4 separate regions of the Mus musculus genome follow, and all the other regions are linked to region 3. The links are chromatin loops, found by intact Hi-C in ENCODE. Cell type or tissue: heart. All regions are shown on one strand. Region 1 overlaps Rgs6 (regulator of G-protein signaling 6). Region 2 overlaps Dpf3 (D4, zinc and double PHD fingers, family 3). Region 3 has its middle 14 kb from the start of Dpf3. Region 4 overlaps Dpf3 (D4, zinc and double PHD fingers, family 3).

Region 1 (8,000 bases), 430 kb after region 3:
TCTTTCTTCTAAGTTGATTCTTTTTGGTATTTGGTCACAGTTAACAAACAGGCAGGTGACTAACACAAAGGTCTCGTCAGAGTCTCTAGGAGAAACACACTCCATGCCTCCAAGTTTATTGTCATTAAGAAAAACATGGCTAGTGGGAAAGAGCTTTTACACTGCCCTTAGGACAGTGGTTCTCAGCCTCCTAATGCTGTGAAACTTTAATACAGTTCCTTATGTTGTGGTGACTCCCAACCATAAAATTATTTCATTGATACTTCATAACTGTAATTTTGCTACTGTTACAAACCTTAATGTAAGTATCTGATGTACAGGATATCTGGTATGTGACCCCCATGGGGGTCACGACCCACAGGTTGAGAACCACTGCTTTAGGATCAGGGCCATTGTGATTCCACTGTCTGCTGTGGCAGACTGATTTTAGAAATGGACTGTAATACTCAGGCCTTTTAATCTTATCGGGGTTTGTAACCTGGGTTTTGCATGCGTATGCTTTGTTCTTGTGTTCTTGTTGTTTCTGTGCCAGTGATATCAAACTAGCCGGCTTGGGGATGAGAGTTCATGTAAAAGAGAGTACAACTGCCCTTGTTGAAGCCGTCCTACATGATCAGAAGCCATATACATGAGACAGTCAGCCAGGATCAGCAGAGCTTCCTACCCAGTCTACAGCTGCGAGCAAATGTGCAGCTTAGCTCATGCAACCAGTTGGCGAATAGACACCTGAGAAAGAGCGAACACACATAGAGTAATGGCCTCTCCTACATTCTGTTGTTCCAGCAACTCCAGTTACCCATGATAAGCCACAGCCCGGAAATATTAAGTGAAAAAATTCCAGGAACAAATAATTCATGAGTTTTAAAGTCACGCACTGGCCCGAGCAGTGTGATAAAATCTCCACCCAAGACATGAGTTTTGCCCAGTGTTTCCATGCTGTATATCCTACCTCCCGTTAGTCACTTACTTTCTACGTGTGTTATCGGATCCACTGTTGTGGACTGCGGTGCTGGTGTCCAACTAACCCTTGTTTTACTGAAGGCTGCCTCAAGTTGGGCTGAGCGGTAGTGCGTGTGATCCAGAGGCACCAAAGAAAAGCCACAAAGCACATCCTTTGTTCCTTACACGAGTCCTCGAGAATTCCAAAAGAGGGTGCATTTACATCGCTCTTATACATTGCTATGATCGTCCTATTTTATTATGAGTTATTATTGATATCCAGGGTTTGTAGGCATAGGAGAAAATAGTGTAAGTAGCATTTGGCAGTATTTGGCCATCCCTGGCGGCGGGGGTGGGGTGGGGGGGGTGGTGAGAGTGGGGGGGATGGATGGATCTGCTGTGGGCAGAGGAAGGCAGCTATTGTAGTGTTAGGCTTCTGAATATAGAGGTTCTTTGTAAGTCACAGCTAACTGATAAGCCTTGTCTGTTACAGCCTGGGAAGAGAGGATGCATGTTTAGAGAGAGAATATTACCTGTGGTGCAAGCTCTTGATCCCAGCACTCGAGGGGGCGGGGGCAGGGGCGGGGGCAGGGGCGGGGGCAGGCAGAAGCTGATGAATCTCTGAGTTTGAGGTCTGAACTACAGAGTGAGTTCCAGGACAGGCAGGGCTACACAAAGAAACCCTGTCTCAAAAACCCAACCTAACCAACCAATCAACCAACCAAACAAACAAACAAAACAAAAACCAAAAAAATGAAAAACAAAAAACCCAGAAAGAAACAAAGAAAGAAAGAAAGAAAGGAAGAAAGGAAGAGAGAGAGAGAGAGAGGAAGAAAGAAAGAAAGAAAACCAAGACCAAGATGTAAGAATTTGAACCAGAGACTTAAAAAACACAGCACTCTAGGGCCATTTTGTGTAGGAAGCTGTGTGTGCTGTCTCTGAAGAGCAGGGACTTAAAGGAGGTTTTTCTTTCTTTTCTTTCTTTCTTTCTTTCTTTCTTTCTTTCTTTCTTTCTTTTTTTTTTTTGTTTTGTTTTTCGAGACAGGGTTTCTCTGTATAGCCCTGGCTGTCCTGGAACTCACTTTGTAGACCAGGCTAGCCTCAAACTCAGAAATCTGCCTGCTGCTACCTCCCAAGTGCTGGGATTAAAGGTGTGCGCCACCATCGCCCGGCTTAAAGGAGTTTAAAAGCAAACTATAAGTACACTGGCTCAAGTCATCCAGAAAAATGAGCTGGAAGGCAGTGTTCATTCTTTAGGAAGGCAAGTTTGTGAGCCACATTTAAGGAGGGTCTTCACTTAAAATAGTTAAGACCAGAAAGCAGAGTAGTGAGAGGTATGTATCTGGGAAGTTGATTTGAGTATATAGTGATTGTTATTTCGGAGTCAAGAACAGGGTTACACATTTAGAAAGTGCAAGAATCAGCCCAGGAAGCACACAGATACTGACGTCTCAGGGGCATTTAAACACTGTTAGGCACAATGCACAGAATATTCAAAACTGTAATGAACCGAGGAGATCTAAAGAGCCAGTCCCTCCATACAGAACACTTCCTCCTGGAAGAGGAGAGGGGATTGGTGTGTCTATAGGATAGGAAAAGGGGAACTGCACAGATCGAGAGCTTCCGTGCTGGCCTTGGGCAGTCTGCAGGGCTCGGAATAGGAGTCAGAGAGAGGAGGTAGAGGCTGGCTGGGAAGACTTGCATTAACACAGAACTGTCATCTTCAAGGCCGGTCTCCCTCCTCCTTCCATCTCATATACCTGAGGTTTGCTCCTGTCAGAGGGACTGTTAATCACCACTTTGGAAAATTACTAGTCCTTCCTGCTCTTGGGGAAGGGACCTGAGTGCCAAGGACTGGAGCCAGGCCTCAAGCTTGGGCTCACTCCTTAACCCTGTGGGCTAACCAGCAACACTATCTCCTCTTAAGCAGAAAAGCAGAGAAAGAGAGACGGAGCAACTTGCTTCATCAAGAACACAGGAAATGGCGGAGGAGGCAGGAGTCAAGCCTCCCTAGTGGGTCCCTAGATACACCAGTTGACTACTCTGTCCCTCTAATTGTTGGCTGCAGGTTTTAATCCTGCCCAGTTCTTGCTTTTGCAGAACTGGCCGCCGGTATCACCAGCAACAGCTTCTTACCTCTTGGGTTCTTAGGCAACTAAGTGGAAAAAAAAAGGCAGGGACCTTTCCTCAGGGGGACACAATTCTAATTAACACTTATCACCTGGAGCAGGCCCAGGGAAACCAGATCCCAGGCATGGGACTGTGTGGCTCACCCAGGAGAGCTCAGTTTTCGCCTCTGGCCAGCTGCCAGTGCCACCACCCCAGCCCCTCCTGGCAGAACACAGCAGCTGACAGGCTAGGCCTGGGCCGCTTTATCTCCAGCAAACACCCGGTTGCTCTCCCCCCACTGCTCTCTGGGAGTTTGCTTGTGGCTCTAATGAAAACCCTTACGTCGAATTGAAGAGCTGTCAGTTATTGCTGCCAGGAATAAATTCCAGCCTCTGCTGGGGTTGGACTCCTGGAAGTTTCTGGCTGGGGACTTGCGGTTGGAATAAGCCCTTGTGTGAGCACCTCTCCGGTGTAATTAGATGTACCAGCTGGGGCTCCTCCCAGACAGCCCATAAACAAACAAACAATGGGACCTGCCAGACTCCCTGCCTTTGCTCCGGGGCCCTCCTGGGACATATCACCTACCACATTCTGACTGGTATCTCACAATAACTGGTTTAGGCTTCTCCAGTTACCCCAAAGATAAGATAAAGCTGAAACTCAGAGATCCCCTCTGAAGTGAGTTCCCAGGCTATGTAGCTGCAAATAGCGTTCCCAGAACCTTAGACACCAGATTCTTCCACTTAAAGCTCAAAGTACAGCTTGCTTGAGTCGCCCCTGGAGCCCCTGGGTCCATGCCTAGGGCTTGGGTTTAGGAATTCCCATTGCTTGGCCTTGGAACATTGACCCTGGACATGGGAACCTGATGAAAGATGCTCTGTATACACTCTCTCCTAAGAGTCCTTCCAAGTCAGATATGACCATGCACACAGATACTGCAGCCTGCCAGGTCAGCCGTTTCTGTATCTTGCCTCCCAAACAGAGGCTTGATGGTCTCACAGCCACAGCACAGGAACGTTAAGGCAACTTCAGCAGCTTTGCTCTTGGCTCTTTGCAGGTGGGAGGCAAAGGTATCCTCAGTTTGGAACAGAAAGGCACTTTCAGAGGCTGGTGTGCTGGCCAGGAGTCCCATATTTTGACAGCAAGGACAAGAAGCCTCCTGTAGCCTAGCCTGCAGCTGTCAACACCTGGGACTTTAGAATAACTGCTCTCTGTGTGATGGGAGCTTCAGCCATTGGCACTGTGAGAGGCATTTGCATGATGGAATGCAGGAACACCATAATTCTTAACGGGGGCAACTTTGCTGCTGCTGTCCCTTTGCACATTTAGTAATGCTCTGCTGCATTGCTGGTTGTCACAATGGTGAGATGACACTACTGGCCTCTAGTGGATAGAGGTTAGGAGTGCTGTATAACATTCTGAGGCATAGGATAGGAACTTAGAAATGCAACAAGCCATTGTCTGGCCCAGAATGTCAACAACTAAGTTTACTATTAAAAGTACACGATGCCTCAGCTCTTAAGAATACTGCTTTTTGTAGGGAACCCCAGCTAGGTTTCTTGTACCCACACTGGGCAGCTAACAACCACTTGTAATTCCAGCTACAGGGGATCCAATGCTCTCTTCTAGCATCTGTAGGCAGTTGCACTCCTGTGCATATTTCCATATATACATATACACATATATTCATAAATATATATGCACATATACTCATATATATACACATATACTCATATATACACATATACTCATAATTTAAAAAATTAAATCCTTATGACTGGACCCAGAGGTAATTCCAGTTCCTCAGGAGGATCCCAAGTTCAAGGCCTGAACTGCAGAGGGAGATCAAAGACATCCCAAGTTCAAGGCTGGCCTGAACTGCAGAGGGAGATCAAAGACATCCCAGGTAACTTAGTGAGATTCCCTTTTCAAAATAAAAAGGAAATGAAGGCCTTGGGAACACAGGTTAGTAGTAATACCTCACCCGCCCACAGTGTGTGAGGTTCAATTCCCAGTACTAGGACAATAACAACAAGCATACAAGATGAAGTGTACATACACATACAGGGCATACATACAAATCAACATAAAAATGCCATAAGTCCTTGGTATCCTGAGCAGATCACTAATCCAGGCTTTGGATTTGAGGTTGGAGTTTTATAAGTTCCCATTTGTCCAGAGAGAAGATGTGGGCTACCCAAGGGGTCAGCAGAGAGAGCCTTAGAGGTGGGTCACACAGCTAGTACCCCGCATGCTCTAAATTTCAAGAACTCAGTTTCCCTGATACACAGTAAATAGCCTGACTTGCATCCTGGATTCCATCAGAAATTGGACACTGCTTTTACAGCAGCATAGAGATGAATAAGTATTAAGTTCTGGCTGCCTGATTAGATTTATTCCACACAGAATCCCCAGGTTATATCTTTACTGAAAGGTTAAAAAAATGGACCATTTAGTTGATAAAATTGAGTCTCCTATGAGGTAACAGAGTGGAACCAGCTACCAGTGCAGATTATAGCCCGGGAGCTGTTGGAGAGGCCAGGCTGCAGGGGCTCGATGTTTGCTTTACAGTGGGTGCAATGCAGTTCAGCAGGTGTTGGTATGTGGAGGAGGGACATCTTTCAAGGATCTAGTCCCCTCCTGCGTGTGCAGCTGCCTCAAAGGGCTCACATAACTTCTTTCCCTCGTAAAATGAATCTGAGCGTTTTATAGCTGAAAAGGGAGTGATTCCATTTGGATCAACCAAGGGACTGAGGGCAAAGGTGAATGATGGAGTTTTTTAGAGGTGTTCTTTCCTGAATGACCAGGTTCCATGGTAGAAGCTTAAGGAAGAGAGCGTGTCTTGCTCAGGCTCGGAGGCCTGTTAGCTACACTCACACAGGGCCTGGGGATTATGTACACCAGACTGAAGGAGAGAGTATGGGCTGTCTCCTGAGGCTGAATGCACTTGTTAACCCTGTAACATTTCTCCTTTATAAAAGATGCACATGGTAATACTATCGGGAGGGAGCAGCGTACCTTTCAGCCACTTTGGACATTTTCAAACAATGTCTGTCAATCTGTGCATTCAAAAACGTTATCTGGAGGGAAAAAGAGAACATAGGTGCTGAGGCCAAAGTAGAGCTTGATTCTCTTTCATTCCGTGAACCCAAGTCCTGCAATCACACCAAGGTCTAAACCACTCCGTGGACAGCACTGTTACCTTGTAGCTCAAACTCCAGCAACTGATTTGCCCTTTTGGGAATCCCTGCCACACTCTGGATTCTAAAACAGGTTAGCATCTCAGTTTCACCTGCTCATAAATATCATTTCATTTTTACTTTGCTCCCAAATCATTCAATCAAAGGATAGCATGTAGTCAAAAACATAGGCAACAGAATAGATAGACAATATGTAGACTACAAGAGTATATTTTAGACTAAACCCCTGTAATAATTCCTCTGCCCAGTTTCCACATATATATCACAATCACGTACTGGCTGTGTTTAACTAAAATCAAGTATTTTGCATCTGTCTGTTTCTTTCTTCCCACCTAGCCATAAGCTTGTCAGAAAAAGGCATCTAAAGTGACTCTTCTGCCTGGCCCATCAGAAGCCAGCAAAGCATAATAAAGAGTAGACTTCAGAAGGGAGTGACGTCCTTAGCCACTCTCTGTTAATCCGGCTTCCTCATCAAGACATAAAATAATATGTGAGTTATGAGTAGAAAGTGATGCTGCCAAGACTTTGGGATGGAGCTCTCTTTATTGTAATGTCCTCCCTTGGAGTCTTAGCAATATAGAGGTATATATAGAGAGTGGTCCTGGACTGGTGCATTCTGGGAATTCATTATAATGTTAACTCCTCCAGGATGGGATGTCTACCTTTCCCTCCCTATGTCTCACAGCAGGCACTGGGGAACTCTGACCCCAAAAGCCAGCTCACAACTGAGATAGCTCAGTCACACCCCTTCCAATATCTGCTAGGGATCCACGGTGGAGAGTTTCTCACTCTCTCTAAAAGTGTCACCCATGGCACACACAGGTTGAAGTCATCCAGCAGCTGGATTCTGCCGCTCGTGGGTCACACTTCGAGGATTCACTCACCTGTTTTCGGATGTCATCTTTTGTAGTTTTCCTGATTGGCTGGCTTGGTATGTGCACTGGACTCTGTGACTGGGTCTCGTCTGTCACACCATATACTGACTAGAAGACGAAGCAAAAATATGAATTGCATACCCTCAGTGTCGTGGGTGCCTTGGGAGCCAACCCTTCATCTCTTTCTTTTAATATCTCTCTGGCATCCAGCCAAATGACTTGACCCTGAATTTCTCCCATGGTAGACTTCTGAAGGGACCACATCCTCTTTGGGCTACAACACCGAGGAAATCCTTCATTTCCTTGAGCTAAAATGGTTTCCATGTATAGCACTGTTTCTCTAAATACGATCCAGAGGCCAACTGACCTTAAAGCATCCATTGGGGGTCTTTAGTCAAGAGGTACATTGCTGAGTCCCACCCCAGACTGACTGAATCACAATTTGGGAGTCTGCACTTTAAGCAAACAACTCAGGTGATTTGTGGTCAACATTGAGCTTAAGGACAACAGCTGGAAGGACAACGGCTGGAAGGTATGTTCAAAAGTCTCCCATGGGTCTCCTGCTGTCCAGCAGATAACATGCACCCCCTAGTACAGGGTCGAGATGGAAGGCTTCCTGGCTCATGCTCCTTTCAAATTAAGTAGCTTTCTGGCCTCCGTTTCCACACAAGTCTACAGTCATGGCTGCTTTTCAAGTAGTCTGTGGTGTTATGAAGAGGGAAAGAAACAGCCCCGAAGGACATGCCGTGAACAGCTGAAATCTAAATAATTATGAAGGCTCAGATGTCACACATGGAGCTGTATAAAACTCTGGGATCTTAGAATTAGGGCGATTAAAGACTAAGTAAGGACATCAAGACTAGGTTTGAAATATAGT
Region 2 (8,000 bases), 130 kb after region 3:
TATAACAGTGCTTCAAATGACTTACTCAGTTCTCCAGTTTGCCCTCACAATCTTTGTGGCCCCTCCTCTTCCTGCCTTCATGTCCCTCCCCTTCCTGCCTCCACGCCTCTCTATCCACAAGGCTCGGGTTCTCCTGCCAGAGGTTATGCTGTTGTATTTGGGTTTCTCTCTTAGCTCTTGCCCTAGATGCGCCTGTGTTTTATATGTTAGGTTTTTGCTTTCACTGTTTTTTTTTTATCTGCACAATTATATCATTGTCATGGGTTGTGTTTTTTGTTTTGCCTTGACATTATGTTTACTGAGTAAGATCATCACTTGTCCAAGACTATCAAAGATTCACAGATATAAAATTGACTGTTTAGTCAGATCACCACCCTACAAATCAGGATAGATTTTTATTTGTGGGTTCAACTTTGGGCATTGACTTGCTTTGAGTTCAATTATTATTATTATTTTTTTTTAGTTAAAAGTTTGTGTATGTGTGTGTGTGTGTGTGTTTATGCCACATACATGGTGCATGCCTGTGGAGACCTGAAGAGGACATTAAATTTCCTGGAGCTGGCATTACAGGTGGTTTTGAGCTGTCTGAACTGGATACTAGGAACCAAACTCAGGTCTCCTGGAAGAGCAGTGAGTGCTCGTAACATCTGAGCCTTCTTTGTGGCCTCACTATTATTCTCTGACAGTTTTATACACCCGATGCATTCTCATCTCTCTTACCCACTACCACCTGTCTTGTAGCTTGCTTACCTCATCAGCCTTCCATATACAAGTTCCTGTCTCACAATCTTGTCTCTTGGTTTTGTGACCTACTATGTTTAACCAGGGCTATGTGGCCATGGGTGTGGGGCTCTGCACTGGGGCCTAGTGGACTCACTTTAGTAGGCATACAATTAAAGACAGTGACTCACCCTTCCATAGCATCCCTCAGCAATTTCCAGGGGAGGGGAGTCCCACATTAGTTTAAATGCCTCTCTTGCTTGTTTTTTGAGCAGAGAAAGTTAATTATCTTAATCTTTGGGCTTAGAAGATCTACACGTGCCCTTCCTCATATGCTTTTTACAGTGAATGGCTGTACCTCCATGGGACATCTCTGCTCGTGTAGTCTTTATCCTAAATGCTTTATTCTAAATTCTCTGTCATAATGGGAGTCTGGGTGTGCTTTGCAACTAATGAGAACAAAGTGTGGGGAATGCTAAAAGAGAGGGCTCTGGCAGCTGGATGTTCTAAGTCCTAAGCAGAACATTGCTATAGAATGTCCCACCTCCAGGGACATCTTAGTACAGGGTTGGTCACGTTTACTGGTGGTTTGCTCTTTGGGGCCCATTTTAAAGAAGTCTCTAAGTGACCTGGTAGATTTGGGACAGGAAATGGAATCTGGTAGAGATTTGTTGACAATTTGTATTTTGTCCCTTAATAGGGCTCTTGGTGCTCATTGGCTGATTGCCATAAATGCAGCTCTTCTGGAGCGACGGTAGGGGACCGCTTCCCTCCGGTTGTGTTTCTACTTCCTCTGGTCTCACCCCATTGCTCTCTTGTTTCCTGAAGGCTTGGGGACCAGTTCTACAAGGAAGCCATTGAGCACTGCCGGAGCTACAACTCGAGGCTGTGCGCAGAGCGGAGCGTGCGTCTCCCCTTCCTGGACTCGCAGACTGGGGTGGCTCAGAACAACTGCTACATCTGGATGGAGAAGAGGCACCGCGGCCCAGGTAAGTCATGCCACTCCCAGCATGCACAGCGGCTCCAGCTTGGAGGAAGGAATACTATGGTGTCTAGGAGTTCACACAGCTGGGCCGGGTTGGGAGTTAGATAAGCTAGACTCACAGTGAAGAAATTTAGCTGTGTATACAGTTTATCCAAGGGACCAGACAAAGATGATGTGAGGTGTTTATCTCAAAGAAGTCCAAAGAAAGCAGTCTTCATTTTCCACCCTCGGGTGTTGGCTAAAATCTGTAAATGTGTTTAGCTGTGGGTGAGGCTTAGTTTTGTCATCAGAACTCTGTCCCCGAGGCTTGTCGTCTGTGGAGTGTGGATAATCTCATTATTTACTACACGGAGTTTATCAGGATTAAATGGAGATATCTATAAACAACTCAACATACTATATGCTCTAAAATGTTGAATATTATCATTGTTATGACTGTGATTCTAAACTTCTGGGCTTCTAAGAATAGAATAAAACCCACTGGTGTAGATTAGGGAGATAACTAGTTCTAGAGATGCATTTTTCTGTGGTCATATTTACTTATGTTAAAATATGTGTGTGTGTGCTCACATGCATGTGTCTATACCTGTTTCCATGTGTGCATAGGGTGCACGCATGCATGCATGTGTGGTGTGTTACATGTGTGCATGCAAGTACCTTCCTTCCTTAGTTGTTCTTCATCCTGGTTTTTGAAACAGGGTTTATCACTTTTGCCGGGAGCTTGCTGATTCAGCTTGGCTGTCTGGCCAGTGAGCCCCAGGGATCTGCCTGTTCTCCCACCCTCCCCAGCTCTGGGATTAAAAGTGTGTGCATTTATATGGTTTCTAGGGATTGAACTAGGTTCCATACTTTCATGGTAAGCACATTGCTGACCGAGCCATCTTTGTAAACCCCCTCTCTTTCGGTAAGGTCTCACATAGGCCAGGCTGATCTAACTTTCTACGGAGCCAGTGACGACCAGGAACTCTTCCTGATCCTCTACCTCTCAGGCTGGGGTTTGTAGGCCTCTGCTGCCACTCCTTCATGAGTATAGTCAACAAACCTTTTCTGTTGTTTTGAAAAGTTTTATATATATGTAAAATTCAGATAATGGCAAAATAAAATCAGAATCCGCACGGCCAAGCTCCACAACAGGCAGCTCATGGCCGACTGTCTCATCTATGCTTAGCTTTCACCTTTCTCCCTGACTCCGGATGACTTTGAAGTAGATCTGGGACAGCACATCATGTCACGTATAAATACTCTGGACTTAAAATGTCAAACTAGTTGGGTGCCGTGGGACATGCCTGAAATCACGGTGGTTAGGAAGCTGAGACAAGAGGATTGCTAGTGTGCCTGGGATGCAGGACAAGCCTCTGCCTGAGAGGACAAAGGAGAAGATCAAGCCAGCCCAGGACCACTACCTAATCAAATGGTCAACATTCATTTCTCCTGCTACCTCTACTGTAAGCTAGGGTCCAGACAGGATTCCTGCATTGCAACTGTGACACTGCCCTTAGACATCTGCAGGCTTCGCTGAGACTCTTTCTCCCTTGTATGTTATTTGTTGAAGAAACTGGGTTGTTTGCACTGTAGGGTTTCCCAGAGCTCAGATTTGCTGATTGCATCCCCATGGTGTTATTGCTGTGAATTGGTAATTAGGTCTGGAGACTTATTCAGGCTCTCTCTCTCTCTCTCTCTCTCTCTCTCTCTCTCTCTCTCTCTCTCTCTCTCTCTCTCCTCTCTCTCTCTCTCTGGCAAAAGCAGGTGGTAGTTTGGGCTTTCACCAGGAGGCTCATGCAGCCTGATTATCCCCTTTCACTCACGTTACCAGCCCTTCGTGATAACTATCCAGATTCTTATTCCATTAAAGAGTTGCAAAGAACCCCCCCCCAAAACCAACCAACCAAAAACCCAGTGTGGCATTTGATTAGAGGCCATGGTGGTTTTTCATTTATTAGCTCTACAGCCTCTGTAAAGAAAAACATCCCCTCATTAAAACGTTTGGTTATTATGAGGTACAGCTGACAGGAGATAAAGGATGTTTCCCTTGTATTTATTTACCAGTTTTCAGAATAATGAGTTGGTTCCTTGGTCTTGTCCAAAGTTGATCAATGTGGTTATTTTAAGTGCTATCATGAACTCGGATTTAAGCCCGTTTGATGCACTTTAACCCACTGCAGCCGTTATTCTGATTGATGCCTATGCTGTCCCATCTTTGTCCGGAAGGGCTTTGGAAACGGCCTCAGTTCCTTCTGATGGCTTCCTTGCCCTCCTGATATTGAGACAAATCGATGTTAGCTCACCTTATGCACTTCCTGCCTTAGACCTAGATGGACGTGCTTCTCCTAGAAGCCCTGGTTTCTTCTTGTCTTCATAGATGCTCTGAAATGAGCATCTATGCTCCCTAGGTTGATCATGGTTTCTCAGACGTTTTAGCCAGCATCCCATGAAGTATGATATTTTTAAGTGAATGCTATTGAATTATACTATTTCCTAGCCAATTCAGTTTTAAATAGTTTGTTTTTAACTATATTTATCCCATATCCCTTTTCTCAGATACCCACCACACACACACACACACACCAGAGTGCATGCATGAGGATATCTACCACACATGTACATACACATGTATGCAAATGCATGCATAAATACACACATATGCATATACCCCTGAACCTGGATTTAATGATGTGGACACCCTTGCTTTATCACATACAGAGTGCACAATAGGCACATTGGTAGTTCAGTAACAGCAGGGCTATTTGTAGTAAGATTACCGGACAGGACTTGACAGTTTTTCTTTTTGCACTTTGTATCTCTTGCCCTCTTGTGGTGTCAAGCCACTGTGCCTCAAAGTCACTTCAGATAGTCTTCTGTGTTAGTTGTGACAGTAAGTCTTCTACATAGTTGGATTTATAGGTTTCATTTTGGTTTTACTTGTTAAGGGTTGATCTGTTTAGAGGATTCATAGAATTTCTTTTCTTTTCTTTTTTGTTTTTGTTTTGTTTTTGTTTTTGTTTTTGTTTTTCAAGATAGGGTTTCTCTGTAGCCCTGGCTGTCCTGGAACTCACTTTGTAGACCAGGCTGGCCTTGAACTCAGAAATCTGCCTGCCTCTGCTTCCCAAGTGCTGGGATTAAAGGCGTGCACCACCACACCCAGCGAATTTCCTTTCTTAAAATTAGCTTCTCATGTTAAGTTGCCATATACCTCCTGGGAATTGCACACGGCACCTAGAACACCTTTCTGGTTTTCGTTCGCTTTCCCCAAAGATCACACCAGAAGTTGATAATGGTAAAATGTGTGTGAGAAGTGTGAGAAGCTTTTGCCTTTCTTTCTTTCTTTCTTTCTTTCTTTCTTTCTTTCTTTCTTTCTTTCTTTCTTTCTTTCTTTCTTTCTTTCTTTCTTTCTTTCTTTCTTTCTTTCCTTCCTTCCTTCCTTCCTTCCTTCCTTTCTTATTATTTAAAACAATTTTAAAATGAAAATATATCTCCATCATGTTCTTCCCTCCCCCAAATCCTTCCAGATCCCTTCCCCCTTCCTGGCCTGCCATCTTTAAGTTCTTTTTCAAAAAATGGACGAAACTCTAAGACAGAAACAAATCCCCCAAACCAAGAAAACAAAATAATAATAAAAAACCCACCACACTATAACCAAATAAAGACACACGTGCATACACATACACACAACATACATACACACAACATACATACATACACACACGCATATACACACACACACACACAACTGAGGAGTCTATTATATGTTGTCCAACTGCTCCTTAACATGAGGTTTGCTCTGGAGTGGTTGATATTCCCAGTGTCACTCTACTGGAGAAAACTTGATTTTCCTGCTCTCAGCAGGTGTAAGTGACAGTTGTTAACTTTTACCCCAGTGTATAGGTTTTCATTCATTCACTCACTCATTCATTCAAAAAATATAAAAATAGTATATAATAAGAAAAGACAAAAACTATACCATTGAAGTTGGACAAGACAAACCAAGAGAAGGAAAAGAGCCCAAAAGAAGACACAAGAAACAGAGATCCACTCATTCACACACACACACAAGAGTCCTATAAAAACACTAAGCTGGAAGCCGTAATATAAGTGCAGAAGACCTGGTGTAGACCTGAGCAGGTCCTATGCATGCCGCTTCAGTCTCTGTGAGTTCACATGAACTTTGCTCATTGATTTAGAGGGTCTTAGTTTTTCTTTGTGTCCTCTATTGTCGCGCCCGCTCTCGACCAGCAAGAACTACGCGACCACCAGTCCTTCTAACAGCAGTTTATTCAGTCCTGATTCTTCTTGTTTATATCTCCCCCGAACCCTGGGCCTCTCACTCCTTTTTTACTCTCTCTCATCCACGCACCGCAGGCCACGCCCCCTCGCCAGTCACGAGGCTTCAGCTAATCAGGGCAGCAGGGGCAAATCTCCACCAAATTGGATTCACCTGTATCCTGGTACACCTGCGCAGCACTCAAGATGTTTGTGTCTTATATGAGGAAGTCAGGTGCAAGTCATATGACTTAGCTGCAGTCCCTGGCGCCTTTGGGACTGCCGCCACACCCGCTCCCCACACTCTATCACCCCTGGCTCATACACCCTACCTCCTCTTCCATGGGGTTTCCTGGAGATCCTGTCATTTTATCCCATGTAACCAATACTATAATCAAGACAGGAAACTCCTCAGTGCAAAGATCTCTTTCATATAACTACTTCATATCCACACCCAACCTTTCATCTCATCAGGTCCCCTTACCAAATTCATTTATAAGATAGCTGTCCTACAGACCAGTTAACTCAGTTGGATAGATGGTGGCACTAATAAAAGAACCATTTTTAAAATAAACATTTTCTCTCTACTGATGAGCACATCAAATCATCAAACACAATTTTCAGTGCTTGAAGAATGCTTATCGAATTTACTTAAAGATGTGTGATAAGGGTTAGATTGCCTTTGTTGGAGAACATGTTTATTTTTCCTTTATTCCCAATGAATACTTGTGCTAGGTATAAAATTACAAATCGATTGTCTTTTCTGAGTAGCATTTGAAAGACTTGCCATGTCTTAAGGCGGCTAGTGATGAGAAATCTGCCGCCAGTCATGTGGCGTCTCCCTTGTATGAGAATCGTCGTTTCTTTTCACTGTTGTCAAGGGTTTTCTTTGCTTTTATTTTCAAAAGTCTAATGTTGATGTGCCTTGGAATAGATTTATTCAAATCTATTCTGTTTGAAGCTTACTTGGAGTTTTGGGCCTGTTTTTTTCCTGTTTGTTTTTGTTTTCTCTCCAAGTTTGAGAGATTTGTTGGCAATATCTTCAGCCCCATTCACTTTTCTTTTGGGATGCCAAGAGCACACTTGCTAGGTCTCTTGTTACAGCCCCAGATCTGCCCTCTTTGTTCCCTAGGTTCTATTTTTGGTTTAAAAATTTAAACCTTTGTTGTTATGTGTATGTATGGGTGTTCTGCCTGAATGAATGTAGCCTGAATGAATGTAAGCATACTACATGTGTGTAGTGCTTGCAGATGCCAGTAGGGGGCGCTGGATTCCCCCCAGAATTGGAATTAGACACTTGTGTGCTGCCATGTGGGTGCTGGGAGTCAATTCGGTTCTTCTAGAGAGCAATTGTGTTCTTAACTGCTGACCCATCTCTGTAGCACCCCCCCCCCCCATCTCTGCAGCCCCCGAGATTCTATTCATTTTTGTTTCTCAGTTCCTCAGATAGAACAATTTCTATAATTTCTCTTTTATTTTCCTCCTTTGGATTCTGCTAATGAGCTTCATTCATGGGAAAGTTTTTTGCTTCTTTGATTACAATTGTTCATCTCGATTTCCTGTTTGGTTTCTTGTATCTTTTGCTTTTTATTCTTTTTTCTATTTTTCTTTTATTAAAAATAGAACGTTTTCATACAGTATATTTTGATTTTAGTTTTCCCTCTTGGAACTCCTCTGAGATCCTTTCCGACCCCCTCTCTCATCTGAATCCACATCCTTTCTGTCTCTGGTTAGAAAACAAACAGGCATCTAAAAATTAATAAAATAAAGTAAGATAAAACAACAAATAAACTAGAATAGGAACAAACAAATAAACAAACAAACAAACCCAAACTGAAACAAAGGAAAGGCACAAGAAACACATACAAATGCCAAGACAGACAGACATACATGCAGGATTCCCACAGAACCTCAAAACTGGAAGCCATCCTATGCATGCAAAGGATCTATAAGGTTAAAAAAGAAAGCCTTCTGGGCGATGATAGCACACGCCTTTAATCCCAGCACACAGGAGGCAGAGGCAGGTGCATCTCTCAGT
Region 3 (8,000 bases):
AACTGTTTTAGTGGAGCCCACAGTTAAGAGACTTTTAATTGTAAAAAGACTTTGGATTTTAAAAGAGATGGCTATTTTAAAGAAATTGAAATTTTAAGAATATGTAAAGACTGTGGGACTTTTAAAGTTATTTAAACCAATGCCTGGCCGATAGGGTTTGCGCTTGCGCTTTTTGCTTTCCTCTGTCTCTTCTTTGCCAAGTTCTACATCAGGGCTGGCGGGGCCTTCTAGCTTAATTTCACATTCCATTTGCTCAACACCGCCTTCACCCTTGAGCAGATCGTCAGTGTCCAGGTCCCCATCCTTCTTGTCATCAGGGCCAAGGGCATCTGAGGGCTCAGAACCTCCAGCCCTGCCTCGCCTGGGAGGCCTAGCCGTCCTCGCCGCTGGCGCCGCTTGTGCAGTGGTGACATGGTCAGGTTACGCAGCACCGCCATGCCAGTTTCTGTCAGCCACACACCCTCGAAGCGAAAGAACTGGGGCTCTGGCTCTTTTACCTTCACAGGTACCAGCTCTGGTGGAGCGACGGGCACCACAGGCTTCACCACATAGGGCTGGCAGGAAACACAGTCAAAGCCCTCGTCGGCGGATATTTAAGTCCAAGGATCTAGCAGTTACTCAGTCTCACGCAGCAAGCAGGCAAAGGAGCAAGAGCAAGAGCTAGACTCCCTTCTTCCAATGTCCTTATATTGTCTCCAGCAGAAGGTGGAGCCCAGATTAAAGGTGTGTTCCACCACACCTTTAATCCCAGATGAAAGGCATAGCCCAGATTAAAGGTGTGTTCCTTAAACTCGGAGATTCAATCTTCTGGAATCCATAGCCACTATGGCTCAAGATCTTCAAACCAAGATCCAGATAAGGATCTCCAAGCCTCCAGATAAGGGTCACTGGTGAGCCTTCCAATTCCGGATTGTAGTTCATCTCCAGCCCCGCCTGTCTATTTTTGTCTGCATGTGTGTATGCACATTAGGAGATAAAGACGCTTGCCACTAAGCATGAAGACCTCAATTTGATCCCCAGAGCCCACATACTAGGAAGGAGAGAGCTGACTACTGAGAGTTGTCCTCTGGCCTTCACGCTAGCGTGCACAAGTGCGCGCGCGCACACACACACACACACACACACACACACACACACGAATAAATGTAGAAGAAAAATTAAAAAGGTAGATAGGAAGACAAGAAGACAGGAGGAAAAGAAAAGTTGCCATGTAGGCCAGGCTGGTCTTGTATGTATGTATGTATGTATGTATGTATGTATGTATGTATGTACAAGTAAGTAAGTATGCATATTTGTATGTATGTTCAAGTAAGTAAGTATGTATGTTCAAGTATGCATGTATGTTCAAGTATGGCCTCCTGCCTCCACCTACAGAGTGCTGAGATTATAGGTGTGCACCACTATACCTGGTTTACATCGTGCTGGAGTTTTAAACATAGGACTTTGTACACTCTATTATTTATTTATTTATTTATTTATCTAGACAGGGTTTCTCTGTGTAGCCCTGGCTGTCCTGGAACTCACTCTGTAGACCAGGCTGGCCTCGAACCCAGAAATCCACCTGCCTCTGCCTCCCAAGCGCTGGGATTAAAGGTGTGCGCCACCACGCCCGGCTGACTTTGTACACTCTAGACAAGTGCTTTACCAACTCAACTGTTTACTGACATCTCCAGTCCCCAAGATGTCTTTTTTTCCTAGTAATTATAAATAGGTCCCCAGGGGCTTGAGAGATGGCTTGGCTCAGTGGTTAAGAGCACTGGCTGCTTTTACAGAGGACTGAGTTCAGCTCTCTGTATCCACATGGCAGCCCACAACCATCGGTAACAGTTGTAAGTGACAACTTTGCTCTGGGGCTTTGGGGTTTGTTTCATCTGGGACATTTCAAAGCCTATGTGGCCTCTTAGCTCTGAAAGCAAGCCTGCCATCACTACCTTCTTCCTCCTTCCTCAACTTCTGCCTAAACTATTTCCACCCATCCATTAAGAGAGCACTCCTGGTATTGGATGGGTAAGAGTCCAGAAGGGAAGGCAGGAAGAACAGGGGCCCTGTGCACTAACCATGGCTCTGCAAGAGAGTCCCTTGCAGGGTTCCCAGAAATCAGAGCATTGTTAAGCGATGACCACTGTACAGTATGCAGCACAGAACAAATTCAGGACTCTGCCCTGTTTCCTGCCTTGCTCTCCTGGGGGCTTCTTACCTAAAATAGACGCCAGTTACGTATATACATATATTAAAAGTGAAAATAAATGTTTAAAAAGAGGAATGTAGGTGTCCTTAGTGACTTCCATATCAAACAACAGTTTTCTGAAACTTTGATCATCCATAGGTCTGGCTTTGGGAATTTTTCTGGAAGGCCTAGTCGGTAAACCGGATCTCAGACCATATTTTTGGATGTTCTTTTCCAGGTAATTGATCATTATCTGGCTCAAGTCTCAGAACTTTCGTACTACATTCATATAGGAAGAAATGGAAGGCGCCGGAGACATCAGGTGCAAAGGGAGTAACTGGGTCACACTCTGAGTTCTTATCAAGAGGCAGTATGTCTCCAGATTCTCAAAGCAGGAAGAACGCAGGTTCGGACTGTGAGCTCTTCCCGACATTTAAGGCTTTCTGTCTTTGCATTCGAGGGCAGTTTTCCTACCTTCTCAGCCCAAGCCTCATCGAGCTAGGTAATACTTGCTTGGGGAATTGTTGCGTCCACTGAATGTAACTTCCTGGCACCCTTAAGAACTGGACTGACAAGCTTGTGGAGGTAAGTCTGTGTGGTTGGGTTTTTTTTTTTTTTTTTTCCCCACTGTCAAATAGATTGATGCCAGCACTGCTTTGGCTGTGAAAGTGGGTACGTATATTCTCTCCACTGGAGCCAGCCTATATGATAAAAACAGCCCAAAGACAAGACAAGACAAAACAAGTTCTGATGACAGCGTAGTGTGTGTGTGTGTGTGTGTGTGTGTGTGTGTGTGTGTGTATAGTGTGCACCAAGCATATGTTCTGTAGATCAGAACAACATGCAGGAATCAGTTCTGTCTTTCCACCACATGAATTCTGGGGACAGTACCCAGAATCAGGTTTGGCAGAAAGTGCCTTTTCCGGTTGAACCATTTCTCTGACCCCACATCTGTATTTTATCGATACCCCTCCCTACTCTCTAATATCCATATCCATGTAAGAAGATACTGCTGTTTGGCATGTCTAGGAGTTTCTCAACTTGTTTACAAATGTGTCTTTCCACTAACCGACACTAGAGGGCACTCGATTGCCAGTAACAAATTTGGGTCTCGGAACTCTGGTGTGCGTGTTCCACTTTGGCCAGACTCTTTTCAGTAAAGAAGAGTTGTGAAGCCCCACTCTTCCCTCAACCTGACATCAGGGGAGAAGGGACGCTAATGAGGTCTAGACGTTGGTTTCCAACAAATCAGGCTTTTGAAACATCCCTATCAACAGCGAATAACTACTGTGTCCTGAGAGTTAAGTTTAATCCTATCTCATGGTCCTCTGATTCTAGTTCCATGATACCTCAAAAGGAAAGCATTGGCAGGACGGGTCCCTTCTTTAAGAGTGTGTGTGTGTGTGTGTGTGTGTGTGTATGTGTGGTGGTGGTGGTGGGGGTTGAACAGGCCAGACTGCCCTCACTTAGCTCTGGTTGGTCTGAAACCTCTTTCCCCTCACACAGGAGGGACTTAGCACCCACTGCAGCCCAGTCTTATTAGGCTTCAGATTTGGTGACCAGAGTCTGGTTCCTGTAATTGCACTACTCCTTGTCCTTTGGCTTTTTTTTTTTTCCATGCCTCTACCTCCTCAGTAACCAGTCCTTGGTCATTCACTCACTGACCAGCAGGAAGAAGTAGCTCTCAAGTGCTTACTATGTATCCTGCTCATGTTCCTCCTGCTCCCCCTCCTCCTGCTCCCCCTCCTGCTCCTGCTCCTCCTCCTCTCCCTCCTCCTGCTCCCCCTCCTCTTCCCTCCTCCTCTCCCTCCTCCTGTTCTCTCTCCTCCTGCTCCCCCTCTTCCTGCTGGTCCTCCTTTTACTTGTCATCCTCATTTTCTTCTTCCTCCTCCTTGCCCTCTTCCTCCTGCTCTTCCTCTCTCTCTTCTTTTGTGGTTCTGGAAGTTGAATCCAGGGCCTTGCACATCCCAGGTGGGTGCTCTACCCACCATGTCCCCAGCTCAGTCATTGTTTGTTTGTTTGTTTGTTTGTTTTTCCCGAGACAGGGTTTCTCTGTATAGCCCTGGCTGTCCTGGAACTCACTTTGTAGACCAGGCTGACCTCGAACTCAGAAATCCACCTGCCTCTACCTCCCAAGTGCTGGGACTAAAGGCGTGCGACACCACGCCCGGCAGTCATTGGTCTTTTAAGAAATGACTTAAGAAGTGTTCGCGGGTACACGCACCATGGCATCCATGAGAAGGTCAGAGGATAACCTGTGAGAGTCAGGTCTTTCTTTTCAGTATGTGGGCCCCAGGGATGAAGCTCAGGTTGTCAGTCTCCGTGGCAGGCACTTTTATCTGCCAAGTTACCTTGCTGGCACTATCAGTGACATTTCTATGTATCATCTACATTGCCATATGTAGAAGCTGGTATGAATAGCTACATTTTACAGAGGAATAAACTGAGGTTCAAGATTAAGTTACTTGCCAGAAGTGAATTTTCTGATTTATTTAAAAGTTTTTTTCTATTTCTCCTGTACTTCTATATTCTTTAATATTGTTATAAGTGTTTCACGACGTTTTATGAGATTTTATATAAAAAAAACCTCACAATTTATGATAAAGCTAGTTAAAGACGTAAAAATGACAAATGACTTTTATTCTCGTGATTTGCCCACCCCTGTATTCTCAATTAAATCACAAGCCAAACATAAACTAGGCATGGTGCTCATGCCTGTAATTCTAGCTCCTGGGAGTCTCAAGCAGGAGGATTGCTGTGAGCATGAGGCCAGGTCAGGGTCCAGAAGGAGAGCCTGCCTTCAAACAAAGGAGAAACAAAGACAAACAAACAAACAAAACAAAACGCCCTCTCCTGCCCCAGTCACAGAAAGTCAGGAGCACACCTGTAATCATTCAAGAGGCAGAGGCAGTCTGGCCCACAGACAAGGCTGGTCTTCTAATCAACCCTCGAGGCTAGTCTTGGCTATAAAGTATGTTTGAGGCCAGACGAGGCTGCTTTCAGGGATGGGGTAGGCGTGGCCACGTTGGACACCAGCCTCCCCTCGGCCCTTACTTTATGAGGGTTTGCTTTAGGAGTCTCTCCAGTGTAGCTAATACGTAAGATGAGAATGCTTTTATTTGGCTGCGTGGAAAGACTTTCTAGAAACCCCTCGGCCTCCAGGTGTGATGGCGTGACCTGTACTACCTGCTAATGAGCTCACATATTTAGTCATGGCTACAGCTTCAGGATTTTAAGGTTTCCAGGGAACACAGTTTCATCCCGTGTTACCTGCTATGAAACAGGTGGTTATGATGGGTATAGAATCCCCTGACTGATAAACTGAATCCCATACAATGTCTTCTGCATGCTCAATGCTGATCTAAACCAAACCAAACCAAACCACCTCCCCCCAGCCCCCCCCCGCCCCCCGCAAAAAAAAAAGCAAAACAAAAACAGCCACACACAACACACACACACACACACACACACACACACACGTGTGGGGCTCTGTCATTTGTTATGAGGAGGGAGTTTTTGAAATGTTATCAAGATCTAACTCGTTTACCACACAGCCTCCTTCCCCAGTGTATGGTTCAATGGCTTTTAGTCTGTTCAGAGATGTGTGACCATTACCCACTTGAGGACAGTCTTTTTTTTTTTTTTTTTATCTCCTAAAGAAGACATTTTATGAGAGTGGGAGAGATGGCTCAGTGATTAAGAGCATCTGCTCTTGCAGAGACCCTGAGTTCAGTTCCCAGAAGCCTAGTCTGTTGGCTTCCATTCAGGCGGCTCAAACCTGCAACTCTAACTTCAGAGGATCTGCTATCCTCCTCTCGTCTCTTCAGGTCCCCACACACATGTGTGCATATACAGACACAGACACATAACTAAAGATAAATATGTCTCAGAAAAGCAGAAACCACATGTCCTGTATTATCCTCTTATTCCCCTACGCCTGCTCCTCCAAGTCTAAGAAAAGGCTGGGCACCTCTCTCTCTGCTTTCTCAACACTGGACTCACACGGCCTGTGACCTGTGACCGGATTCTTTCACTTAACGTCAGGTCCACCCGTGCATGGTAATGTGGACTCCTGTGTAATCCCAGCATTATGGGGCAGAGGCAGCAAGACTGGCATAAATCCAAGGATAGCCTAGTCTAATGATTTCCAAGCTACCCAGGGATACATAATGAGACCTTATGTCAGAAATAAATAAGCTAAAAAAATCCATTCACATTGTGGCATATAGTAGTACTTCATGTGTGTGTGTGTGTGTGTGTGTGTGTGGTGTGTACAAGTGTAGGCATCCTTGGGGGCCAGGGGCACTGGATCCTAACAGAGCCTGGTCCAGGTGATTGGGTGGGTCACTTGATGCAGGGCTGAGATCTGAACTTAGGTCTTCTGTAAAGCAAGCACAACAGTGCTCCTAAGGCAGGAGCCATCTTTCCAGGTCACCTACTCTTTTGTAATTCGTCCATTTGTCTGATGATAGATATTCAACTTGTCTCCATTTTTGATTTATCTATGAATTTTTTTTTTGTTTTTGTTTTTTGTTTTTCGAGACAGGGTTTCTCTGTGTAGCCCTGGCTGTCCTGGAACTCACTCTGTAGACCAGGCTGGCCTCGAACTCAGAAATCCGCCTGCCTCTGCCTCCTGAGTGCTGGGATTAAAGGCGTGCACCACCACGCCCAGCCTGTTTCTGTCTTTTAAAGGTTACAAATTATCTTGTTTTGAACATTCAAGTACAAGTCCCTGAGTATAGATAGAGGTTTTCATTTTCTGGGAGCAGAATTGCTGGGCCGTACAGTAATCCCCGAGTTTGACTGTGGACTGGATTGGACTGTTCCGAAGGAGCGGAGCAAACTCCCCATCATTGTGTGTATCCTGGTTTCCCCATCTTTGACAATATGAGTTAACTGAATTTTGCTTTTCTTTTAGGCAGGATCTTGCTATGTAGCCCATGTTAGTTTCAAACCTGTATCATCTTGCCTGGGCTGCCAGGTTGTGGGAAAATATTACCCCTTTTGGCTTCTTTACCATTTTAGCCATCCCTAATAGGTGTGAATAGAACATGCTTTCTACAAGTAGGGTAAGATTTGTATCACTAAATTGGGTGAACTCTTTATGGTTCTATTGAATCTTTTAACTATCATTTGTTAGCCAGTGACCAGTCCAGGCATTGGAAATGCCAAATTACCAACCATATATGCAATCCATACCTTGCAGGGTGATGAAACAGAAAATTACAAGTATATAGTTTTAGAGATTGTATTACTTATTTTTATTTTATCTGCAGAGTGTTTTCTTGCATGTATTTATACCACTCTCATGCAGTGTTAGCAGAAGCCAGAAGAGGGCGTTGGATCCCCTGCAATGGGATTTACAGACTGTGGCGCTGAGACTCAAGTCTGGATCCTTGGGAAGAACAGTCAGTGCTCTTCACGGCTGAGCCATCCCTCAGGTCCAGGAAATTACAAGTATTTTACCAGAGCTATGCATGAAACTTCTCAACAGTCAAAAAGTACCATGTAAGTAATGGGAGAGCTGGTTCACCCCAGTAGGTTTAAATCCAAGCTTCTTTTGGGTGTTACATTGAAACACTTGCTGTCTGCTGGGTGGTGGCGGTACACACTTTAAAACGCATTACTTGGGAGGCAGAAGCAGGAGGTTGTCCTCTGAGAGTTTGAGGACAGCCTGGTCTACAGAGGGAGTTCCAGGACAGCCAGGGCTACGCTGTCTTGTAAAGCCAAAAATAAACAACCACAAAAAAACCAACAACAAAAGCCGGGCTTGGTGGTGGTGCACGCCTTTAATCCCAGCACTTGGGAGGCAGAGGCAGGTGGATTTCTGAGT
Region 4 (8,000 bases), 290 kb after region 3:
AGTCTAGACTTTGGTCTTATCGAGAGTGTTAACACAGAGCCTTAGTGGGAGTCCATAGATGAGCAGGGTTGTTGCTGGGACATTGGGGATTTTCTTACACGTCTCCTGCCAGTCCCAGAGTGAGATTCCTACCTGACCAGCACTGTACCCTTCCATGGATCCAGCCTCTTAGATTTTGGAGTTAGAGCTCCTTTAAAATTGTATTTTCTGGAAAGGAGATGGGAAAGAAGCAACAGCAGTGTGAGACAACTACATGTGACAAACATGTTGGTGCCCTCATACACTTGAATTCTTTGGGGGCGGGGGAGTCCAATCTAGAGTGATCTTCCTTTTTGTAGCCTGTGTTAATGCTGTGGCAGGGATTACTGGTGTCTTTAAGACATCACTAAAGTCACTTGTCTCCACAACCACATCATATCACTCCACAGCTTCCTTCAGCTTTGATGCCACGGTGTACCACCTGGGAGTCAAGCTGGTATGCTGGCTTCCACTCTCTTCCCTGACTGGGCTTCTTTTGCTCTCTTTAGTCTCTGTTGTCCCTTAATGCTGATGTTGTGACAGTGTGTTCTTGACTTTCCCCAGGGTCATTGATCTCCGTGGATTCATTCTATTTTCAGAAATGCACATTTTCTCAAAATATACATTTCTACCTGTCTATTAGTTGTGCATATCGTCTCACAGACAGTCCTCCACACACACACCTCTTCAGAGACATCTGCTGCCATACACTCTGGACTTCCTCTCCTAGGACCGCCACTTGCAGTCAAACCAGCAAAAGACAGCCATAGCTCAGGCCTAGGCCTCTGTCCTGATCTCCAGTCTCCGGGTCAACCCTCCCTGGTGACCTTGGATCTATAGTTGAAGCTGTCCTCTCTCTCCAGCCCCCATGGCCACTTTCCTGCCCACATTCCAGTGGCTAACTATGCCACAGCCCAGACAACCACACCAATTGATGACTGTTTCCTCATTTCACTGCATCAGCCTTACTTCAGGCTGTCACCACCCTTCACCTGTGTGACTGTCTTCTACTTCTAGAACCAACCAATATATTCCTCCTCCCACAACCCTCAAGTTCCAGCTCCTAGCCAGGAAGGAGGCTCTTCTTAACACCTACATTTAAAGCCTGATGCAGTTCTGAAGTGCCACAGATGCCACCACCAAGTACAGCTGTTGTCCATTGCACAGATGGAAGAGTAGAAATTCAACCCATATGTTAGGCCATTGTCACATTGTGGGGGTGGAGGCAGAGAAAGCCATAACATTACTGGCCATAGGAGTTCAGGACAAGGAATCTCTGTGAGTTTGAGTGTAAGGTAGCCATCAGGGAAGACTTCTAAGATAGTAAGTTGAGAAGGGCCCTGTACTGGATGGTTTTGTGTGTCAACTTGACACAAGTTAGAGTCCTCAGAGAGAAAGAAAGCCTCAGCTAAGGGAATGCCTCCATGAGATCCAGCTGTAAGGCATTTGCTCAATTAATAATCAATGGGGGAGGGTCCAGCCCATTGTGGGTGCTGCCATCCCTGGGCATCTCTGGGTCCTGGTTCTATACGAAAGCAGGCTGAGCAAGCCAGTAAGCAGCATCCCTCCATGGCCTCTGCATCAGCCCCTGCCTTCAGAGTCCTTTCCTGTGTGAGTTCCTGTCCTGACTTTCTTCACCGATGAACAGCAATGTGGAAGTGTATGCTGAATAAACCCTTTCCCCTCAAACTTGCTTTTTGGTCATGGTGTTTCGTCACAGTGATAGAAACCCTGACCAAGACAAGCCCAAAGGTGGTGAAGGATTTGGGGAGGCAGAGGGTGAATTTTAAGTGTCAATGAAGTATAAGCCATATTTAAGGGACAGTGAGGAGCCCAAATGGGGCCTGGAAAGTTGGTCTTTGGAGATAAGAGAGAGGAATAAGTGGGAGGAAGACACTGCCCTCAAGTAATTGCATCTCTCTCCTCCTCTCTGTATCTGCCAGGACCAGCTACTCTTCTGTGATGACTGCGATCGTGGCTATCACATGTACTGTTTAAATCCCCCAGTGGCTGAGCCCCCAGAAGGTAATGATGATGAACTCAGCAACACCACCACCACCCACCTCTTATTGATCCCTTATTATGGTGCAGGCCTTGCGCTAAGGGCTTTTTGGGTCTTGTCGTATGTACTTATCACTACCCAATGAGGTGGGACCAACTATTAACAAAGGGCACCATGAGGAAAATGAGGCACAGTGTGACCAGGTGAAATTTCAACAGATTGGTCAAAGACATGTTTCTTAGATGTGTGGCTGTGACATTGGGGGTTGGGGGTGTATGAGCATCAAGGGACCTAGTACAGGTTCACTATGGCTGGCTATGGGGTACAACTAAGGGGTGGGGCTTTTTCTAACAGCTGCTCTGATAGCTCTGCATTACCTTTCCACTGAGCAATTGACTTTGCCTGCCTTCAGAACAGAGACTTGGTCTCTGCATTATAAAAGTCGAGGGAAAAGAGGAGCTACCAGACCTTGAGGCAGTGAGGCTGGGGTCCTAGAGTTTGGGGGAATGTTGATACTGATGTCATTTTGTCTCTTATAGGAAGCTGGAGCTGCCATTTATGCTGGGAGCTGCTCAAAGAGAAAGCATCAGCCTTTGGCTGCCAGGCCTAGGGCTCCACCCAGGTCACAGAGTGCAGCCCACCACTAGAGAGGCTGAACTGAAGCCCTGTTCAACCCAGATGGAGGTCTCCTCCTGTATATGCACACAGACCAACTACAAGGAAAACGAATAGTTACAGAAGGGAACGGAGGGAGCAAGGTCTCCACTCACTTCTCGCCCTACCCATGACCTCCCACCCCACACATCCTTCAGCCAGCTCTTCCTCATTTCTACCAGCGGGAACTTGGCACTTTTGAAGAATAATCCAGCCCCGGCTCTGTGGAAACTTCCTCATGTTCACTGTCACAGGCATCTCTCTTTGTTGCTTCTTGTTTTGGAGGAAGCCATTTTGTGACTGCTCATCAACCACTCGTGTGTTGCTTGGTGGGGTTCTTGTTTTGTTGTCTATTGTGTTTCAAGAACTTGTCACAGAGTGTCCTCACCCTTAGCTTAGGCTCTTCATCCTGAAACTCACAGAGGAACAAAATGCCGTGGTGGGGAAGCTCCTGCCTATTACGAGTCTCACTGGAAGCATCCATGTTTGGAGGCCATCTTGAAGACAGAACTTGGAAAATGTCTTGGTTTTCTTAGTCTCTGCTGAGAAGAGAAGTTGTAGCATTTGAGCCTTGGCAGTAGCATCCCCAGCTGCGATGACCTTGATCCACTGCACTGCCATTTGATCAGGGGTTCAGAGGGCCTGGGAGATGGGAGGAACACTTGGGGCCCTGCTATAGCCAGCCAGTATTTGCTGTTCCTCAGGAGGGACTAGGTGGTTCCTTGACCTTCAGAACTGTGGTGTCCTTGAGGTGAGACAACACAGTCTCTAAACACAGAAAAGTGCTGAAGATCCTGCCCCCAACCGAATTGACCGTGAAGGTCTGGCTCAGTCTCTGGGGGGTGGGACTCAAGCTCTGGAGAGGTGGGCAAAGGATGCCCATTCAACAGTCCAGGGTTGGTTAGAAGAGACTGTATGTAGCTTTGAGAAACTCTCCCAGTATTGATGCTACACTATGGATTTCTTTTCTGGGCAATTTCTTCCTTCCATGTAGTATATGTTTGCCAATGACCACTGAGATGTGACTGGAAATTTTAGAATGGTGAAGAGATGAACATTACTTAACCAGATCATTGGGCACAGTGATTACTTGTGACTGGGTGGCAATGATTCAGAGCCCTTGTCCGTTCTTGCACCCTAAGCTCCCCCATATGGAATGGGCTCTCGTTTGAAGCAAGGTTTCTAGAAGATGTAGGAAGGTCTAGATTCTGAGAACTCTTGTGTGTCAGAAGAGAAGCCTTGAGGGCTGGAGTGGGCTGGGCTGCCTTTGACGCACGGCACCAGCATGATAACTGACACATTTCTGGAAAAATCGTTTGCCCAAAGGGCAGGTCTCCGTGAGCAGGACCCTCGCGCATGCTCGGCTTCCCTGGATTCAGCTCCATCGCTGTGGTCCAGCAGCTTGCAACAAAGGCCTGGGTTATTTTTAGTCGTCAGCTCCTGAAGAAGCCCCTGGAGACCTGGGCTGGCTGGGCCCCTCTGCCCAGCGGCAGCATGGCCTCTGCCACTCCACAGGAGTCATCCTCCCCCTGGCTAATTGCTCTTGGCACGTGGACCCAGGGCAGCCTGGCATGGAACCAAGCAGTGTGACCCCCCCTGCAACTTCTTTGCAGAGTGACCTGTGGCAAGAGAGTGGGGGTCACTTTCCTGCAGGCCCTGTGGCCTCAGAGCTAGTTCCATGCATACGAAATGATCTCATTTAAAGGGCCCCTGTCCAGAGAGCATCTGTCTCCTCCTCTCAAGCTCTCTTCTTCCTCCTGCTGGTTGCTGTGCCTGTGTGGATTCAAAAGACCCAAGGGAGGGCTGGAGGAATGGCCCGTCTCCACGGAGGGGTACATTCCCTCTCCAGACTCTGCGGGCTCTCTCGTTCCACAAAACCCAAAGCAGAGTATCTTCAGAGACTAACTACTTGTTTGGGGGATCATATTAAATTAATTTCAGAAGGGAAAAAAGGCCCAAATGTTCTGAAATGTTATACAAGCTTAAAGGTGGGGGAAAAATATGTTTAAAGCCCTCCACCTTTATGCTCTGAGTCTTGACAGGTCTCCTTCTGGAGTGTACATGAGTCTGCTCTCTACAGAAGTGCAGGTGTTCTATATCCAGCCCTGCTTGGGCCCAGCATAGCTGATGGGGATCATGCCTCTCTAGCCCAAGGCAGGAGTCGGAGCTTGTCCACGGCGCTGGGGCTGCTCAGGACTCTTAAAGGCTCCTGGGGTCCTTCTCTTCTGTTTCACTTGGCCTGGAGAATGGGCTCAGCCTTTATGCTTCAGAGGTTTTGGTTTGATTCTCCATGCAGAGAGAGTAGGGAGAGCAGCTCAGCTTGGAGATGTCGTGTCAGGGTACGGCAGGCCAGGTCTCCAGAGCCATCCTCCTGCATCGGAAAAGGAATGTGTTAGTGAAGTAAAGTTGATATCTTCTTTCTCAGAGCCCTGGAATAAGCAGCAATCACAGGGTCAGGGTTCTAGTGTCCCCTCTACCCCTGGATGGTATGTGACCTTGGACAAATCACTTAGCACCCTCAGATCTCGATGTACCCATCTGTGAAATGGAAATGAGAACATTTGCCTTTTCTATTCCACACTGACACCGGGAAGAATAATGTTACATAAACAACCAACTGCAGAGCTAGGTGTGTCTGTGGGAACTCCAAATGCTTTTTGAAGCCACCTTCTTGTGGCTTCTAGCCAAAGCTAGAAGTCTCCTTGGAATCTCCCTTTTGATGGATGGAGGCTTACATGTCAAGGGCCAGGTTGTTGTCCATGGTCAGGCTCCTAAGCCAGGGCTGTGGTCATGGGGACCATGATTTGGCTTGGATGGTAATGGGAGGTGCCCAGGGTTTGGGGACTTGAGGACAAAGATACCATAAATGCATGTGCATGTGGACAGATAGACACAGACAGACTACACACACACACACACACACACACACACACACACACACACCATCAGCATGATTAACCACTTGGAATGGGAGCCAACTTCTGTAGAGGGCACTGTGCACTTGTTCAAATGTAGTAGTCTCTTTTTAGCTGGTTAACTCTGGTTAGGTGACTTTGCCTCTCTGAGCCTCACTGCCCATGAGTGTGAGGCAGAGAGAGATGACCTGTCTAGAGATCTAGCAGGGCTAATAGAGTAGTTCTTGCTGAGAAGTGTCATGGTGCAGGTCTTGCTAACAATGGGACTTCCAGTTTGTAGTAGCCACTGTCATTTTGTCCAGAGGTTACTAAGGGGAGACAATGATTCTGTTGAGGACCCCTCAAGTCCCCGACAGTGCTATTCTGCTCCACTACAGCCTTACATCCTTATGTGGTAGCTGAAGAACTCCGGTTGGAAGATAAACTCTTCTTTCTTTCTTTCTTTCTTTCTTTCTAGACACTCTTAAGACCCTATATTTGGGACCTATAGTAAATCCAGGACAGGCAACGGGCAAGGAAAGAGGACTGGAGCTCTAGATAGGGACCTGACATTCCTGTCCTCTTTCCCAACCCCTCCTGACACCACTAGAGGCAGAAGCCAGCCAGTCTCCAGACTGCTGTGCACTGTGCCTCAGGATCAGATGGGAAGCTGGGTCTAGGCAGAGAGAGTCACTGCTGCCCTTGGCTCAGCCTGAGAGACCCTCCTATGACTAGGTGACTAGGGGGCCAGAGAGGGGGAGGGGAGGGGAGGGGAGGGGAGGGGAGGGGAGGGGAGGGGAGGAGAGGGGAGAGAGAGAGAGAGAGAGAGAGAGAGAGAGAGAAAGAGAGAGAGAGAGAGAGAGAGAGAGAGAGAGAGAGAGAGAGAGAGAGAGAGAGAGAGAGAAGATTCTGATCAGGGGAGCTAAGAGGAGGTTTTGCAGAGCAAGAAGATATGGGTTTCATTCCTGGTGCACTTTAGTCTTCAAGAACGATCCCTTCCAGCCCCCGCATGTGTAAGTCCAGGTATTTTAAGGAAGAAAACCAACAGGACTGGAGGTACTTTTCCTATGGGAGCCAGTTCAGTGCAGTGAGTAGAAGAAAAATCACGGGTAACCCCAGGCTGCCACAGGCACAGCTGAGGGTCTGCTACTTTCCTCTTCTGGGTTACATGTTCAAGGCAGTCTTGCTTGGCTGGCGGGTGGCCCAGGCAGGGTCCTGAGAATCCCCTTGCCTTCCCTCCGCCATTTGGAAGTGCTGAGGTGAGAGTGCCTCTTTCCTACTCAATAATGTCTGTTCTTAGTATTTCTTACGAACTCCAGAGTCATGGAGAAGGGAGAAGCTGGCTCCTGGGTCATAGTCATTCTCACATTGTCACTGAAGGTGTGTGTGTGTGTTCCCAGGCCTAGCTCCAGGCAGGAGTGGTGCTGTTGTCCCCTGTAGTAGACCAGCATTCCTGAGTTGGGTTGGGGGAGTGGGGAGTCGGGGTTAGCATAATAAAGAGAAGAGATGGGAAGGAACTTTGAGTCAGGGTGAGGCTATACTGATGGAGGGGGTGCTGTTGGAATCTGTAAGCAGAGGGACAATGGGAGAGGGTATGAAGCATTATCAGGACAATTTTTTTTCCCTCAGTCCTACAGCCCTAGAAAACAAAATTGTTTGAAAAAAGAAACAAAAGCCAAACATTTGCCAAGCAGTGGACGCTGAGCCAGCTCTCTTTTCTGTGGGCTCCCTGGACTCTGGGTCCATGCTGGTTGAGGGAACTGTCAGACGGCAAGGAGGGAGGGACTGGGTACCCCTCACCCTGTGGAAGTAGGAGGGACCCCACCCCACCCAGGTTCCTGCCTGAGTCTCTGTGGATTTTTCCACTCCCACAGATGAGTGCCATTGGAACATTTGGACATAAATCTCTAAGACCCCACTGGTCTAGATTGGCAAGGGTCAGGTGACAGATGGTAGCAGGGTGAGCTTGATCCTGGCCTACAGCCTTGGGCATGGGAGCAATTTCAGGCTTTGCTGCTTCAGGACTTAGGTCCATAGGTCCTGACTCCAGCAGCTGGAAAGTGCGGTAGGAGGGCCTAGCCAACCTTTTTCCTACCGCCTGGCAGAACAGACAAGGCTCCATGTCCCCCACTGTCTGCTGCCCTTTCGGTCTTTCAAGAGCTCAGCTTTATTTGAGGAAAGGGGAGAACCCCAGTCTTTTCCCCCAAGTCCACAGGTTTCCCCACTGAGACCCCTCATGCACTGAATCTAATTTATCGGTAGTCAGAAGGGCCGCTGAGGTCATCTGTGAGTTGGGCTCTTTGGCTATTCTCCAGTATCCTCAGGCCTTGAGATCTTTATGATCCTCTTCCAGAGGCCCCGAGTGTGGGAACAGCCTGGGAACCATGGATTGGTTCAGAGTTTTTGAGAGCTGGAAATGTTTTTCTAAGGAG

What was found. Peaks named below come from ENCODE experiments on the same cell type or tissue, not always from the same donor. Only the 100,000 strongest peaks of a DNase experiment are listed, where the experiment ranks them.
Region 1: it touches region 3 in a loop (9-fold over the local background); 3 of 42 quality-filtered maps call a loop at or near these places.
Region 2: a loop joins it to region 3, with 3 times the contacts of the local background. A loop is called at or near these places in 3 of 42 quality-filtered maps.
Region 4: it touches region 3 in a loop (2.9-fold over the local background); 9 of 42 quality-filtered maps call a loop at or near these places.

The regions. Positions count from the first base shown.
Region 1 is chr12:83,068,726-83,076,725 of GRCm38, reverse strand. Rgs6 (regulator of G-protein signaling 6) reads right to left here. Exons shown (of 17, transcript NM_015812.4): 11 at 7,133-7,231; 12 at 6,067-6,128. Among named protein-coding and RNA genes, the nearest start is that of Gm31187, 10 kb to the left of the region's middle. RefSeq lists an enhancer at 2,313-4,331. In heart, a CTCF peak has its summit at 4,433 (motif pointing left); a DNase peak (open chromatin) is centred at 3,275; H3K4me3 peaks cover 1,260 bases; H3K27ac peaks cover 4,853 bases.
Region 2 is chr12:83,364,213-83,372,212 of GRCm38, reverse strand. Dpf3 (D4, zinc and double PHD fingers, family 3) reads left to right here. Exons shown (of 11, transcript NM_001267625.1): 2 at 1,549-1,709. Among named protein-coding and RNA genes, the nearest start is that of Dpf3, 120 kb to the left of the region's middle. In heart, CTCF peaks have their summits at 4,523 (motif pointing left) and 7,216 (motif pointing right); no DNase peak of the experiment used is centred here.
Region 3 is chr12:83,497,672-83,505,671 of GRCm38, reverse strand. No RefSeq gene overlaps it. Among named protein-coding and RNA genes, the nearest start is that of Dpf3, 14 kb to the right of the region's middle. In heart, CTCF peaks have their summits at 3,244 (motif pointing right) and 7,502 (motif pointing right); no DNase peak of the experiment used is centred here; H3K27ac peaks cover 829 bases.
Region 4 is chr12:83,210,371-83,218,370 of GRCm38, reverse strand. It overlaps Dpf3 (D4, zinc and double PHD fingers, family 3), which reads left to right. Exons shown (of 11, transcript NM_001267625.1): 10 at 1,962-2,043; 11 at 2,560-4,620. The coding sequence ends at 2,630. Among named protein-coding and RNA genes, the nearest start is that of Gm51988, 60 kb to the right of the region's middle. In heart, a CTCF peak has its summit at 4,430; no DNase peak of the experiment used is centred here; H3K4me3 peaks cover 286 bases; H3K27ac peaks cover 3,950 bases.